Linked DNA regions of Homo sapiens: region 1 is linked to region 2. A link is a loop called in an ENCODE intact Hi-C map of the cell type or tissue named here. Cell type or tissue: dorsolateral prefrontal cortex. All regions are shown on one strand. Links, peaks and the distances in the headings refer to the core of each region. The heading gives the core; the rest is flanking DNA. Region 1 overlaps IER5L-AS1 (IER5L antisense RNA 1). Region 2 overlaps LOC105376289 (a long non-coding RNA gene).

Region 1 (2,897 bases), core at 172-2,671, 51 kb after region 2:
GCCAAAATTACAAATTGCATCGCTGCATTGTAGCCTGGGTGACAGAGTAAGACTGTCTCAAAAAAAAAAAAAAAAAATGACACGATGAGGAAGCAAATAGACCAATCCAGGTTGTGGACACTTGTAGGACACTGGCCCCGTTTCTTCAATAAATCGATGGCATGAAATGAAAAACTTTTTAAAAAGCAATAGGACATAGCAACCATATGCCACGTGGAGATATTACCTGGATCCTAACTTGAACAAATCACCTGGGAAATGACCCTGATGAGAATATCTGGGAAATTAGATGATGCCATGGGTATCAGATGATCCCACGGAGAAGCCGGGATGAGAATCCCAGCCTACTGGATGCTGATCCCTGGCTCTCACCTCCTCGTGTCCCTGTGGACATGGTGGCTGCACCCAGCAGTTGACGTGTGTGTGTGTGTGTGTGTGTGAGTGTGAGTGTGTGTGAGCTGGGGAGGGTGAGTTCACCTCTCTGAGGCCAGCTGAGGCCCGTCCCGAGGTGAAAACTGTTTTCCTCTTGCAAGGGTACAGGACACTGGAATGTCCTTTGAGCTGGCCGCGGCCATCACACAGGGCCTCAGTCCATGCCGAGCCCTCCACCTCTGCCCCAGGTCACCCTCTGCCCCCCTACTCCGGATGTCCAGGAGCCAGGCTCAGCAGCCCAGGCAGCTGGACAAAGGGGCCTTTGGAGGCTGGGCCAGGCCTGTGCCTCAGCTGTGGGCTGTGGCTGAGGCCACCACAGAAGGCTGCTTGTGGCCGGGCCGGGTGGCAGCCAGAAATAGGTCCCGCTGGGCGCTGACTCCTGCGGCCCCGCCCTGGGCTCGGCCTGGGAACGTGGGTATTTGTGGAGCTGATGGGAGGAGACCTTCATCAGGAAAGCGGGTCTATTTTGGGGCTTTTGGGAAGCGTGTTAAAAAAGGGGCCCCAGCCTTTAGCGTTTACCCTGAGCCCCTGCCTTTCATGCACAGGCTCCTGAGCCCCCGGGGTTGAAATCCTGGCTCTACCCGGCTAGCTGTGTGCCCTACGTGCTGTGTGGTCAGTCACCCCACTCTGAGCCTCGCTCTGCTCATCTGTGTGATGGGGACGAATCTTGACAGCTCCTTCATGGAGAAGATGGGGGCACAGCACCTGGCACAGTCTGCGCTCACCAGGTGCCCGAGGTCATTGGGCTTCCCCTCCCCCTTCCTCGCCTTCCGCCCTGGCTGGGGGCTGCTCCTGCTGTTGAGGTCTCTCCCAGCCCCTGGGCTGGCTCTGCAGGGCCCTGGAAGGTGGTTTGGGGCACACACTAGCCTCACCGTTGTTTAGGGGGATGGAAACGCAGAAGACCTGGCAGAGCCTTGCAAGCCCCTTGCAGCTGGGCGGCCCCTCCCCTCCCGGCTGGCTCCCTGGTTATCCACAGCCTCGCGGGCTCAGCCCTGGACCGCAGCCTCCGTCCTTCCATCATGCACCGGGGCCCTGCAGGACTCATGCTCAGCGCTGGCTGTGGGAGAAATTTCAGCCGCCTCCCCCGCGACTTCTGCGTCTGCTTGTCTTGGTGATGGAACTGCTGGCGGAGGAGCTCTGCGGGTTTAGGCCCGTGGTCCATGGGGAAATACAGACCAGGGTTCAAAGCCAGAGTCAGAGGGCGGCAGGGGGCCTTGGAGAGGGAGAGAGATAGGAGTCGTGTGTAGCCAGCTCTCCTGGAAGCCGGGGGCCAGGTCTCCCCCTCCCGGCCCCTGTGTGTCCTTGAAGCTATTTTTATATGTTGCTGGAAACCAGAATGACAGCCAGAGCCAAAGCGCTAGGAGGTTTCCCGTGCACCATGGGTCTTGCCCAGGGGACCATGGGCCATTCCCAGCAGATTGATGGAGACAGTCCAGAAGCTCCACTGTGCGGATCGGGGAGCCTGGGTCCCCCATCCCTTACCAGCTTGGAGGTCACTGTTGGAAGATCCCTGGCTGGCACAAAAATGAGGAACAAGGACTTAGAGAAGCGATGGTGAGGCTGCAAGTGTTCTGGGGTCTTTGAGCCCTGCACGAAAATCCAGAATGCTCATGGAGTTCAAAACTCATTCATGGCTGGGTGCAGTGGCTTCACACCTGTCAATCCCAGCACTTTGGGAGGCTGAGGCGGGTGGACTCCTTGAGTCCAGGAGTTCGAGACCAGTCTGGGCAACATAGTGAGATCCTCTCATCACTCCAAAAATAAAAAAAATTAGCTGGGTGTGGTGGCATGCACCTATAGTCTTAGCTACTTGGGAGGCTGAGGTGGGAGGATTGCTTGAGCCACAGGGAGGTCAAGGCTGCAGTGAGTGAGCTGAGATCACGCCATTGCACTCCAGCCTGGGCAACAGAGCGAGACTCTTTCTCAAAAAAAAAAAAATAAATAAATAAAAAAGGAATTCATTCATTCACCACTGACCTCTTTACTCATCACATATTTAAGCAGAATCTTATAGGTGCTGATGGGGGTGGGGGTCACCCACAAAACATCCAGGGCCCTGCTCTCAAGGCACTCACGAATCTGCCTGCTCCAGTCTCTGGCTCTGAACCCTCCCATGGCTCCCCATTGCCCATGGAGACAGTGGGATCTTTGTACTCTGACAAGAGCAAGTCACAGAAATGTTGCCTGCTCACCTGCGCCTCATGAGAGAGCATCCTCACCTTGCCCGTTGGGCTTTCCCCCACGTACCCCCTTTTTCCCAGTCTGGTCAGGATCTTTCAGGGGGCGACTGAGGGGACAGGACTGGGGCAGGATGGGAGAGGCTGAGATGCACACTTGCTGGGTGAGCTCTGTGCTGTTGTTTTTGGAGGGACTCTGGGAAAAACAGAAAGAAAACAAAGCACTGGAGTCACCCGGGCTAAGCTGGGTGGAATGAAGAAGAACCGAGTGAGCAGAAAGAGGGCAGG
Region 2 (2,897 bases), core at 290-2,789:
ATGAAGCCCTGATTCCTTGGAGAAAGGCTTGCAGCCCCTCTCCTTCCTGGATTGCACACCTCCAGCCCTGGCAGCCTGTCCCCTGGTTGGCACCCAGCAGCAGGCCACAGATGGCTTCTGGCTGTCCCATGGCGTCGCATCAGGGCATGCAGCGGATAGTGACTCACACTGGCACCTCTTCTGCTTGGAAAATGCCCTACACATCCATCATCTTTGGTTTTTCTGCTAGAACGATGGCATGAGGTGGGTGTATTTTTCACTGATGGGGAACAGGCAGAGACGCAAGCTCCCTTGCTTGAATGAGGACTGTGCTCGCCCTGCAGACTCTGGAAGAAGGGCTCCATGCTCAGCCCGCACTGGGCATCTCTGCCTGCCTGCTCAGGGTAGAAGGGCCACTCTCTTAGGGATGATTCAAGGGTCTTGGAGGCCCTATGCGGTCAATCTTGTTTTCCTGCCACATCAAGGGAGTGTGCAATTTTCGAGGCCCCGAGCCCTGTGTTTTCACTGAGGGCAGACATAGGGCATTCGCTGTCTTTGCCCGTGGAGCTGTTCCTCACACTAACCATGCAGGGCTGGGTGGGAGACATGTATGGGGGGTGGGGTGGGGTGGGAGGGGGCCAAGAAGACATGTAAGACCCGGGGCCCTGTCCTTGGGAGTTTAACATCTGGGTGGGCCTCCTTGGACCAACTTCCTCTGATCTGCTTGTGACTTCGGGAAAGTCCCTTCCTGTCTCTGGGACAATTTTTTTTTTTCTTTTTTTTTTTTTGAGACAGAGTCTCGCTCTGTCGTCAAGGCTGGAGTGCAGTGGCATGATCTCGGCTCACTGCAACCTCCGCCCCCTTGGGGCAAGCGATTCTCCTGTCTTAGTCTCCCAAGTAGCTGTGACTACAGGTGCGCACCGCCATGCCTCCCTAATTTTTGTATTTTTAGCAGAGACAGGGTTTCACCATGTTGGCCAGGCTGGTCTCGAACTCCTGGCCTCAAGTGATCCACCCACCTCGACTTCCCAAACTGCTGGGATTATAGGCACGAGCCACCACGCCTGGCCTCTGGGCCAATTTCCTCATCGGTATAATGAAGGGGTTGGCAGGGCTAGTTCTGAATTTTCCCAACCCACCCATAAAATTCACCCTTCAAATTCTAAAGATTCCATTCCGTGGTCTAACTCTGTGTGTCTGTCCTTGGTTCCAAAAGTCCCCGTCCTTGTGGCCCCTGTTGTTTTGGACCCATCACAGGTAATTATGTATTTGTGTGATTAAACATCCCTGGCCTGTCTCCCTGCCTGGGCTGTGTGCTCAGCAAAGAACCATGCCTGTCTCTGTCTTTGTCCTTTAAGAGATCAGCACAGGGCCTAGCGCATAGTAGGTGCTCACTAAATACTGTAGCAGCTGGTATTGTTGGGAAATGATGCTGGGAGAGGCTGCTGCTGGAGAGAAGGGAGCCACCGACCGCCCTGCAGGCAGTCAGCGCCCTCAGTCCCTTCCTCCTCGCGGGCCGCAGAGGCTCCCCTTTCCCCGAGACGATAAGAATGCCCAGACGCCCCAAAACCCAGGCCGCGCCCCTCCGGGTAGAACTACAGTCCCCAGAAGGCCGCGAGGGGCGGAGCCACCAGCGCCCGCCCCGCCCGGGCCCGCCATGCCGCACAGCATCATGGGAGTTGTAGTTCAGGCCCTGTCCCCCGGGCAGCCGCTGGCGCGGACGTTCGCGGAGCAGCCCGGCGCCCGCGCGGCTCACGGGGCCCTAGGACCCCTCCCCTGGGGGACCTCCACCCTCCGCAGGCCTTTTGAATTAATCCTACTGCGCCGGGGACCCCAGGACAGTTCTGTCGCGTACTCCCGGGACCCTTTAAGGGGCGGGGCTGGGATCCTGCCCCACCCTTGACTCCCCCACCCTCCTCTCTCAAACATCACCCCGGGCGCTTTAAAACGCTTGATCTCGCTGGAACCTTTTCGGTCTCCGTTAGCCACACCTTGATTGTCGAGTGTGTGTCTGGCCCTTTGGGGACAGCGCTTAAAGTCGGGGTGGGCGGGGGAGGGGATCACCGACATTCAGTCTTGAGTGACACACCAGATGACCCCACCGGAGAGGAGGAGGGTGGCACAGGGGCCTGACGGACCTGGGGTATGGGCAAGGCTTCCAGGGGCCGGTGACATTCAGACTAGGCCTGGGTTGGCCAGGGCAGGAGCAGGGAAGGGTGTTCCAGTCAGAGGGAACAGCATGAAGGAGGGCTTCGAGGCTTTAGGGGAAGCAAAAGAAGGCCTGGGAGGCTGGCAGGCAGAGAACGGCTGGGGAGGGGCCGCTGGGAGGGGTGGAGAGGTGAGTAGGGCCCGTGGGAAGCACCTGGCGAAGAGTGTTTCTGATCCCCAAATCCAGTATGCGTGCCGGGTTCTCGGGCAGAGTGGCCAGGCGGAACGTGACCAGGGTTCAGTGGCAGAGCCTGGAACCAGCCTGGGGGTCCTGCTTCTCAGGCCCCGGCGTGTCCTTAGGGGAAGGGGAAGGAGACTTCCCAGGGCAGGGCTGCAGCAAGAGCTGGCACAATGCCATCCTCAGGGGGCACAATGCCCCCTCAAATCCCAGAAGCAAGGGGTTTGAGGAGGGAGTATGGGATATATGGGGAGGAGCAACATCCCTGCTGCTTGGAGGGGGAAACTGAGACCCTCACAGATTTTTGCTGAGTGAGCTTCTGTGAGGTCCAAGAAAAATCTTTTCCTCCCCGGCCTCTAGCTGTCAGGAGCCCGCCATGAAAAATAGGGGAGGGTCATTTTCACACCCTCCCCCATTCCAGATGTGGCAGGAGCAGGAAGGATTTGTGCCAGATGTTGGGGTCTGCGGGCCCAGCAAGTTGCCTGGGGCTCTGCTATTGAAAAGTGAACCTTAACTGGGTTGGCTGCGCTAG

What was found. A loop is a pair of places that touch in the nucleus more often than their neighbours do. Peaks named below come from ENCODE experiments on the same cell type or tissue, not always from the same donor. Only the 100,000 strongest peaks of a DNase experiment are listed, where the experiment ranks them.
Region 1: it touches region 2 in a loop (2.1-fold over the local background); 17 of 110 quality-filtered maps call a loop at or near these places.

The regions. Positions count from the first base shown.
Region 1 is chr9:129,252,573-129,255,469 of GRCh38, forward strand. The region is part of intron 2 of IER5L-AS1 (IER5L antisense RNA 1); the gene reads left to right. Among named protein-coding and RNA genes, the nearest start is that of IER5L-AS1, 18 kb to the left of the region's middle. RefSeq lists an enhancer at 227-1,082. In dorsolateral prefrontal cortex, for the core only: no CTCF peak of the experiment used is centred there; DNase peaks (open chromatin) are centred at 699 and 1,499; H3K4me3 peaks cover 1,107 bases; H3K27ac peaks cover 2,500 bases.
Region 2 is chr9:129,201,313-129,204,209 of GRCh38, forward strand. The region is part of intron 1 of LOC105376289 (a long non-coding RNA gene); the gene reads left to right. Among named protein-coding and RNA genes, the nearest start is that of IER5L, 24 kb to the left of the region's middle. RefSeq lists an enhancer at 1,478-1,772 and a silencer at 1,526-1,935. In dorsolateral prefrontal cortex, for the core only: a CTCF peak has its summit at 1,672; a DNase peak (open chromatin) is centred at 1,629; H3K4me3 peaks cover 1,051 bases; H3K27ac peaks cover 2,086 bases.